Regions from separate parts of the Homo sapiens genome. Here region 1 is linked to region 2. Evidence: chromatin loops called from intact Hi-C (ENCODE). Cell type or tissue: endothelial cell of umbilical vein. All regions are shown on one strand. Each heading gives the region's core, and the rest is flanking DNA. Links, peaks and the distances in the headings are about the cores only.

Region 1 (4,000 bases), core at 1-4,000, 320 kb after region 2:
GCATTCTGTACTAAACATTTTATTATATAATATATTGGAAGTTTAAAAAATATTTTGTGATTGACTTAGTAAGTGCATTCAAATTTAGAGTCTTGATTTCAGGAGAAAAAAGGCCAAAAAGAGTCATTAGATAAAGCCAAGAAGCAAGAGGTTTCATTTGTTTCTGATCCACTCCACCCCCTTTGAGTTCTTTCTATGTTATACTCAAATAGAAGCAAGAAGTAGATTGTCTTGTCACGTCACATCCTGTATTACGGAGGTAACCAAACTTGATGAAACCTGCCTTGATTACTATTGCTCCCAAAGAATAATATTAATGAAATTTCCTGAATTCTATCCATGATCGTGTTTCTCTTTATATAAATAAAAAATGAATTTGTGTTAGTTGGCATTTCCAGTTTTCTTGGACCCATTGTTTTTGCAGAATAGCAGATTTTGATTCTAAAGAAACTCTTGCCTATATTTCTGAATGTTCCTGCCAGAAACTGAGGTTTTAACATTTCCCCTACCCTACAAGCGCTTTTTAAAAATAGAATTCCTCCTTCAACGCACACATTAACATCTGTTATAATAAATTAACATTCCCATTGTAACTGATTAAGTTGAGACATTCATATGCCTATGTAAATAGAAGGAGGTGATGGGAATGGGTGGCAGGAAGAGGGGATTGATGGGAAAGTCATTTAACAATTTAATAGGTTGATTAGTACCAGTATATCACTTCATACACACAGTAACTATTGCCTGTATATAATTATAAAAAGAAAAATTTGATGGGTACAAAAATAGTTAGAATGAATTAATAAGGCCTAGTATTTGATAGCACAGCAGGGTGACTATAGTCAATAATAATTTAATTGTATGTTTTACAATAAGTATGAGTATATATAATTGGATTATTCGTAACACAGAGGATAAATGCCTGAAAGGATGGATACTCCATCTTCTATGATGTGATTATTATACATTGCATACCTGCATCAAAACATCTCATGTACCCCATAAAAATATACACGTACTATGTACCCACAAAAATTAAAAATTAAAAAAAAAACAGTGGCAACATTTGCAAGACAGTTTAGATCACTTTAATGCATTAGGCCTTTTAAAATCTTTCCATGGGGTACTTGGACCAAAGGAAACCTAAGCCCATTGTTCATCAAAAAAAGACTGTGTGTGTGTGTGTGTGTGTGTGTGTGTGCACGCACTAGCACACGTGCTCACCTGGTTTAGTGCTGAAATATAATTCCTTCAAAATGCTGCTTTCCTTTGACACTGGTTACAATGGGAAACTAGGGGAGGCTTAGAGTAGCTGTCACTTAAGTGTAAAAGGAGTCAGTTATTTCTGGCATCTTTCAAAATTGTGTCATATAAGAAATCAATCTTCTATTGAGGCTTCCTATATTGAAGAAGATTATGACAGCTCCAATATCTTTCACTTCAGTTAAATATTAATAAGTTAAGGTTTCAAATAATGAAATAACTTATAGAAAACATGTTAGATGTTTTTCAAATACATGCACAATAAAACTACTAAAATTTATTAAATGCCTCTATACCCCCCAAAGGATTTGGGGGTTTCTTGATCACTCACCAGCGTTCTATGTTTCTAGAGTCCATCTCCCCTGTATGACAGCCATCACTGTTTAAATGATTTTCTTTAGGCTGATCTCTTTCCTAATCTTAAAGAACAAATAAATTCCACATCCTCTTCTGGGACCGATTCTGGATTCCTATGGAATTATCTCAGAAAATAAGAACTCCTGATATATGTGAGATAACCAACCTAAGTATAATTCTTAAATTGGAGAGATTCTTTAATGTAAACACTAGGCCACCAAACTACTGAAGTTAATTCTCTAGATTAGGGGCCAGCAAACTTTTGTAAAGGGCCAGAAAGAGTCTATTTCCAGCTTTGTGGGCCATTAAATCTCTGTCACAAGTAATCAACTCTGCTGTTGTAGTGTAAAAGCAACCCTACATAATCCATAAACAAATGAGTGAGGCTGTGCTCCAATAAAGCTTTATTTGTGAACATGAAATTTGAATTTTATAGAATTTTCATAAGTTACAAAATAGTCTTGATTCTTTTTCAATGTGTAAAAAATGTAAAATCATTCATATTTTTATCTTTTGGGCCCTACAAAACAGGAAGTAGACTGGATTTGGCCTATGGACTGAGGTTTGCTGCCACCTGCTCTAGATTTTTCCAGTTGCCTCTTTACCATTTCCAACTCTTATAGACTACGATTGAAGCACTGCTTTGTGGCTCCAACTCTTTGCCTTGCATCATCCCTTACTCCCTCTTCCCATCAGAGTTGTTGGTACTAACCTATATCTGAGTGTCGTGTAAATATGGAAAATGGAAATAAGAGCATGTGTATCTACTTTTTAATTAGATGTATTTTATTTTAAAATAAAATACTATTGATTTTACTGATAACAATAGCAACTCTGCATGGAGAATTGCATGACAATAAAAGTTGACAATAAAAATTAAATGCCTGGAACAGCTAAAGGAGATGCATTTTTAGCTGGAAAAAAGCTTAAGAATGATGGACTATTATATAGTAATTTTGTTATTGGTGGTTAATAGCTATCTTGAACTGAGGGCCTCCTGTGTGAGAAAGTACAAATGGATTCTTATAACCACTATTAGGGGAAAATGCAATTAAGTCACTGACAGAGGAATTATCTTTCTACATAGGAAAATATTAATAATAATAAAAAGTGAATAAGTATTCAAATTCTAACTCCACTATAAAAAGAATAAGAAGAAACTAATGGAAATCACATTGGAACAGTTTGAATTAAACATAAGAAAGGACAGTTACAATCCAAAAATTTCAAAGTTTAAGTCAGAGTCCCGCATTAAGAAAAGTGTAAAACTATAGTGAATCCTGTCTTTGGCTTCAAGCAGATGAAGATGATATCTGGAAGTCTTTTTAGACCCCGTTTCTGATAGGATGTGTGGTTTAATTACTTCTAAAAGCTTCCCATTAATGGCTTTGCTAATGCCAAGTACCAATCAATGCACTAGGTTTTCTCTTATGTGGCGAGAGAGAGAGAAGGAGAGAGAGAGAGAGAGAATAATAATGTAGGATTTTGCTTGTCCGTTAGGTAAAAGTCATGCCAAAGGCAAATAGAAATGAACATTTGAAAAGGCATCCAGTGACTGGAAATAGTAAAAAAAAACAACAGTACTGGGGCATGTGGCAGTTTAACTTGTTATTAATTTTAGAAATAGGGTTTAAAAGAAATAGAATTGGCAAGGATCCAGGCCTAAAGCAATGAACAAAGCCAACAAAGCAGTAGGTAAAAATGAGAATAGTAAAAGCCTTTGAAATAAGACTGAAAATTCAAAGCTAAAGTAAGTGGAAAAGGAAGTCAGTAGAGAGATACAAGAAGTGGCATGATATAGGTGTGCTTGGAGGAGAAAAGCATACTTTGCGTAGTGAATTTGATGATGAAATGAAATTATTGAATAGAGCGGAAAAGTAGTCTCTCTCTCTCTCTCTCTCTCTCTCGCTCTCCTCTCTCTCTCTCTCTGTGTGTGTGTGTGTGTGTGTGTTTTGCCTGTCACCATGTTATTTTTTTTTAAGTAGAGAATCTCATTCAAAGGTTGATTCATCAGGATTGCATTTGGTTGCAAGTAGCTAAACCTAATTCCAGTGGCTTGATCAAATTGTCCTACTCAATAAACTTCTGCTTACCCGTCGCTGCCCAGAACTATATCATATGGTGGACCAAAGCTTCAAGGGAACCTGCTAAATTAAATTTCGTTTTTAGCTTGGTGTAGTGCTTCCCTAAGCAGTGTTGTGGTTCTGTTAGTTTAAAAAAGTAGGGTTGGGGGACGCAAGAAATTGGATTAGCAGTTGGCAGTGTCTGCAATAAATAATATGAACTTTTCAAGTCAATCTAGACCTCATGCTTTTGATGAGTTCTCTTAACAGCTTCTCTGCCTTTTAAAAAGTGATTACATTTTCCATCTTTCTTGGTG
Region 2 (6,152 bases), core at 1,185-5,184:
ATTTAAGTTATCCCAGAACTCAGGTCTCAAACCTTTTAGACTGTGCACAAAATGAAGTTTTCTCCTTTGGGGTGGCTAAAGATATCTTGGTGCTTTGGAAGCTGTGACCCAGGTGTCTTGATAGGCATTAGGCTTTGGGGAAGGAATGTTGCTTTTCAGACCATTTTCACACATACTTACTGAATAACATGTCAAGGAAAAAGTGAAATGGCCCCTTCCTCATATCTCCATGTTGACCTCACTTCAGTAGGGATGACAGCTTTTGTTTTGTCAGGCCTTGCCAAAAGCTCTATTCAGTGAGAGCTTCCTGTCCTGCAGAAGTTGACTTTTTCTTACAATGGGACTGGTAACTTAACTTGGTCTTCCTGATTGTTATTCTTCAAGTTTGCCATAAACGCTATCTCTCTCTGTGGCCACTCTGGTCCCCATTGGATGAATCTAGTCCACACTTCTTTCCCATTTGGTTGAAGGGCACAGCATTCTTTTTTTTATCTCTAGTGCTATTTCACTGAAAAGGTGTGCAATGGAGGGGTAAGGGTCTTGTGAAAGGAACTTCCTCAAGAGGCAAGTAAATATCTCCTCGCACAACATTCATCTCCAGAGTCACTGTCTCAGGAGCAAAAGGTTTTTGTATTTGTCATAACATTTCTAAAGATCTTAAAAATTTCCTCACAGTGAGCCAGCCGTCTGTACTTTCATGAAGGAGACTGTTGGCCGTGGGTATTCCTGGCCTCTCCCCAATCAAAACTTCAAGCCCTTAGCCTTTCAGGCATTCACACTGTCTCCTTCCTCTGACTTATCAAAATACGTTTGCAGGAAAGAATCTTACATAGATCATTTTCTTTTCAAAATTATGTATATATTTATTAGAGACAGAGTCTCACTCTTTCAACTAGGCTTGAGTGCAGTGGTGTAATCATACCTCATTGTAACCTCAAATTCCCGGACTCAAGAGATCCTACCATTTCTGCCTCCTGAGTAGCTGGGACTGCAGGTGATTGCCACCATGCCCACCTAAGTTTTTCATTTTTTTTTGTAAAAATAGGGTCTCGCTATGCTGGCCTAGGCTAGTTTGGAACTCCAGGCTTCAAATGATCCTCCTGCCTTGGCCTCTCAAAGCACTGGGATTATGGTGTGAGCCACTGCACCCAGCATAGGTCATTTCATTATTTGCATTAGGGTTCAATGTCATCTTTTTCCAGAATTATTTTCATATTATCTTACCTCCATTTGTTGAATAAATGGCTTCTTGCACCTTGCCTTTTCTCCTTCAAATTCAAGTATTGAAAAATAATTAGATTGGCTGGATGTGGTGGCTCACTCCTGTAATCCCAGCACTTTGGGAATACAAAGCAGGAGAATTGTTTCAGTCCAGGAATTCAAGACCAGCCTGGGCAACAAAGCGAGACACTATCTCTACAAAAAAAATTAGGGAAAAGCATCACATTGTACACCTTAAATATATACAATTTAATTTGTCAATTATACCTCAATAAAGCTGGGGAAAATAAATAATTAGGGGAGATTGGAAATTAGGTGGTAATTCTCCGGGTGTCTTTATATACCACTGTATACTCCATCTAAGTGCCCAGATAAATAAAAGATCTAGAATTAGGAGCCAGATTTCCTGAACCCCTATATAATGCCCAATATACCTAAAAAATATTGAGTAACAAACACATCTTCTAGGGGCTAAAGATCATTTTCTCTTGCAGAGCAATGCCTCTGCCCCCGGAAATGTTCTTATAATTTAATTGATCATTGCAAGCTGGACATTGATCCGAGACAAACAAATACTGTCGTGTCATTGAAGGTTGGGTCACTGACTAAGATATGTATCCTGAAGTATGAAGGTGGAGAAATGGAGCCAGGAGCCAAGGAATGTGGGCAGCCTCTAGAAGCCAGAAAGGGTGAGAAACTGTATTTTCTCTTAGAGCTTCCAGAAGGAATGCAGCTGGACTGACACCATGATTTTTTAGGACTTCTGACCTCAGAAGTGTAAGGTAATAAATGTGTATTGTTTTAAGCCACTGAGTTTGTAATAGTTTGCTCCATCAACTACAGAAAATGAATACAGAATCCATGCTTTTCATCACCAGGCCTTGCTGTCTTGGATGCCTACAAAAAGTGAGTCTGTGGAATTACGGGGTCATCCTAAGGAAAAATAGAAAAACATGGCTGTAGGCCGGGCATGGTGGTGAACACCTGTAATCCCAGCACTTTGGGAGGCCAAGGCAGGTGGATTGCTTGTGGCCAGGAATTCGAGACCAGCCTGGCCAACATGGCGAAACTCTGTCTCTACTAAAAATACAAAAATTCGCCGGGTTTGGTGGTGCACGACTATAATCCCAGCTACTCTGGAGGTTGAGGCACGAGAATCACTTGAACCCAGAAGGCGGAGGCTGCAGTGAGCTGAGATCATACCATTGCACTCCAGCCTGGGTGACAGAGTGATATCCTGTCTCAAGAAAGAAAGAAAGAAAAGGAAATAAAAAGAAGAAGAAAAAAAGAAAAACGTTGGGTGGATATGACAGACCAGTATGTATGTGTAATTCAGTAGGGGTTTAGTTTTGCTTTCTACCTTTAAACATGATTAAAAAAAACTTTGATCATTTTTGAAAAGCATATGAAAGACAGAGAGAGAGAAATATCCATCATACTCAAAATTAATCCTTTGAAAATATTATAATTACTGTGGTATCTGGTATCCATCCACTAGATGTCAGGAGAGACAATGTCAAGGCTCCTACTCTGCTTCAACCTTCTACTCAGGTAGCATTCCTGATAAAACTGAAAAGCAAACCATTGTAGAAACCATACGATAATTTACATGTAAAATGCAGACAAGGTACAATAAACATTTCATATGACTTGGTTTTGGAATATATGTGTGAAAATCTAGACTTAGTCTGTGGTCTCATGAGACCAAATATAGCCAGCTCTTTTAAATAGCTTATGGTGGCACACGGAGGGCATTCTGGGTATTTCCCAGTGTCCTGTGGCTTACCCTGTACTTTTTGAACTTTTGAATAACACCTCACCCAGAAAGCTTCTCAGCAGTCTACCCACCACAAGGGAATTTGCTTTACTGGTTTTGCGTTAAGTTGGATCATTTTTGTGGCTCTTCCTAAAACCTGTTTCTGGCTGCCTTCTTAGTGTTCATTTGAGAGAAGCCATTGTGTCTTGAGTGATATTTAATTTACTTATTTAGAAGGTTTATGTAATTTTCCCTAGATCCTGTCTGTTCACTGTTCTTAAACGGATCAGCATGGCTCTGATTGACTACAGTTTCCCTTTTAAATCAAATTTCTTTTGGTTTGCTCCTGGGGCAAAATGGGTGGGTCTGTTAGTGGAGCAGTGAAGGGTAAGACTGTAATAAAGATCATAAATAACAAAAGTTAAAGTCAATGATGTTGTCAGATGACTCATCTGCATGGCATTGGCGTCAAGAGAGCAGAAAAGCAGTGAGAAATAAAAGCAACAACAAAAAAAGGAAAGGGCTTCTTGCTGAACTGTGGGGCGTGTGTGTGTGTGTGTGTGTGTGTGTGTGTGTGTGTGTGCTGGGCCGATTCCCAGGGAAGAAAAGTAGTCACTGATTCTTCTGTGGCATACCTGACCACAAATTGCCCAAGACTTCCCCTTGGTTATAGACAGAGCTTGAATCCCCTATCAAAAAATTGGACCAGAGCTTCTAATAACGTGATCGTATCCCAATACAATGGAAAGTTGAATTTTTATTGTTACCTCCTTAATTCCTCTTATTATATCTCTGTCATTAGTGTCAGGAGATTTTTTCAGGTAACATACTTATATTCTTTCTTAAGGTACAGTATAACTTTTTAAGTTTTCTTCTTTTTCTATTCATGAATCTTGGTTGAATGTTATTTTATATTTGTAGGGCTATGTGGGTTTTCTTCTCTCCTAACTTACAGATGCTCTCAGATCATTGTTTAACTTTGATAGCTTAACATTCTCTTTCTATATTCAAAAAATCAGTGACCTTGCCCTCTATCTGCCGGCTTAAGCTTTCATACACTGATCCAAAGCTTGTTGGAACATGGATATTTTAAACTATTACTCTCCCATATATCTACTTTTTAAGGGATTTTTAAACTTTCATCACTTTTAAATAAGTTTTGAATAACAAATACATGCATATGGTGCAAATCCCAAGCAGTAAAAATAAGTAAATACATTTAAAAAACTCAAAAAGTGAAAAGTTGTCCTTCTATTCTAATCACAGCCATTCGATTTCCTTCCCCAGGGCAATAACTACCACCAACTTGTATTTATTTTCCAAAGACATTCTAAGCATTTACACAATACAAATAATAACATACTTTATACACTCATCAACACTCAACTTTTTTCATTTAGCATTATTTTGGAGGTAGTTCATATCAGTACATGTAAAAATGCCCAATTCAATGTATGGATGAGCCATAATTTGTTGACGGACATCTAGATGGTTTCAAAGTTTTTGCTATTACAAACATTGCTCTAATGCCTATTTTTGTAAAGGTCTTTTTGTATATATGGGAGTATATCTGTAGGTTAAATCCCTTGAATGGAAATTGCTGGGTCAAAGGGTGGGTATATTTTTAATTTTGATAGAAATTACCAAATTGTCTCTATTGCAATCAAAATAATTATTAATCCCATCAACAATGTATGAGGGTGCCCATTTCCCCACACTCTTGCAACAGAATGTGTTATTTTTATCTTTCTTTATCTGATACATATTGTAGTTGTACATATTCTAGATTTAGTTTGCACATTTATGAGACTGAACACATTTCATATGTTTAAGAGAAATAGCTATTTCCTTTTTAAGTGAATTATCTATATTTATCCATTGTCTAATTTGTAATTGGGTTCTTGGCCTTAGTTTTATTGATATGTAGGGGTCCTTTATATATTAAGGAAACTGGCCGTTTGTCTGTAGGGCGTGTTGCTATTTTTTCCAGTTTGTCTTTGATTTCCTGATAATGATTTTTTGTGATACAATTTTTTTAGATTATATAGTCAAATTGATCAATCTTTGCTTTTATGGCTTCTGGGTTATATGGCATCTTAGATCTTTCCCACCCTGAAATTATAAAAAAATTGCCCACGTTTTATTCTAGTATTTTTATGGTTCTGGTACTTCAGATTCAAATATTTAATCCATTTGGTATATGGCATGAGATTTAATTTTCTAAATATACTTTAAAAATCATTATCTTTCCCTCATTATGTAAATATAGCTGCACATTATAAAAATTTTAGAGGTACCAAAAAACTAAAAGAAAGAAAAATTATCTCTCATGTTATCACCTAGAAATAACTACTGTTAACTTTTTTGTAATTCCTTTTTCTTTTTTTCTATATATAGAAACTGCTTTTTTCTTACAAAACTAGGGTCATGTTTATATATAGGGTCATATTATATATATAGTTTAGTATTCTGTCCTTTTTTCAACTTAATATTGTATCATGAGAAGATTTCCCATGTCAAATGTGCTCACTCTTGAAATAGAAACACTTGTTGTCTATCTGGGCCTGTCCATCTGCATCTGCAGTTGATCCTTGAAGAACAGGGGTTTGAACGGCAAAAGTCCACTTACATGTGGCTTTTTTGTTCAATCAAATGAGGAACAAAAGTATTTCTGGGATGCAAAACTGCCTTTGAGGAGGACCAACTTTTCCTATATGGTGGTTCCACAGGGCCAACTGTGGGACTTGAGTATGCAAGGATTTGGGTATATGTAGGTGTCCTGGAATCAATCCCTCATGGGTACTAAGGGACAACTGTATTTTAAGGCTTAGTTTGAAAGCTCTGGAGGGATAGAAACTGTGTCTGTGCAAATGGTTACGACTAGCGTTTGGGCATTCCCGTTTTTTGGTGGGCACCCAGTAAATGCTTACTGATAATGTCATGCTTTCCCTTCCATCATTCTAATCTGTGATTAGAAGTTAAGTACAGAGATACTTAATTTGGGACCAGATTCCATTCTTTATATAATGCTCCAAGAATAAATCACAGTGTTGCATGTCAGGTAAATATTCAATAAAATTTTGATCTAATACCATCTTTACACTGAACTATACCAAATCATTATTTTCTGTGAACAATTTTACCATTAAGTTTATACCTCATTTAATTAGGTAAT

What was found. Peaks named below come from ENCODE experiments on the same cell type or tissue, not always from the same donor. Only the 100,000 strongest peaks of a DNase experiment are listed, where the experiment ranks them.
Region 1: a loop joins it to region 2, with 2.8 times the contacts of the local background. A loop is called at or near these places in 1 of 110 quality-filtered maps.

What each region holds. Positions count from the first base shown.
Region 1 is chrX:117,902,707-117,906,706 of GRCh38, reverse strand. All of the region lies in intron 6 of KLHL13 (kelch like family member 13), which reads left to right. Among named protein-coding and RNA genes, the nearest start is that of KLHL13, 210 kb to the left of the region's middle. In endothelial cell of umbilical vein, for the core only: no CTCF peak of the experiment used is centred there; no DNase peak of the experiment used is centred there.
Region 2 is chrX:118,222,803-118,228,954 of GRCh38, reverse strand. No RefSeq gene overlaps it. Among named protein-coding and RNA genes, the nearest start is that of KLHL13, 110 kb to the right of the region's middle. In endothelial cell of umbilical vein, for the core only: a CTCF peak has its summit at 2,718 (motif pointing right); DNase peaks (open chromatin) are centred at 2,854 and 3,394; H3K27ac peaks cover 1,072 bases.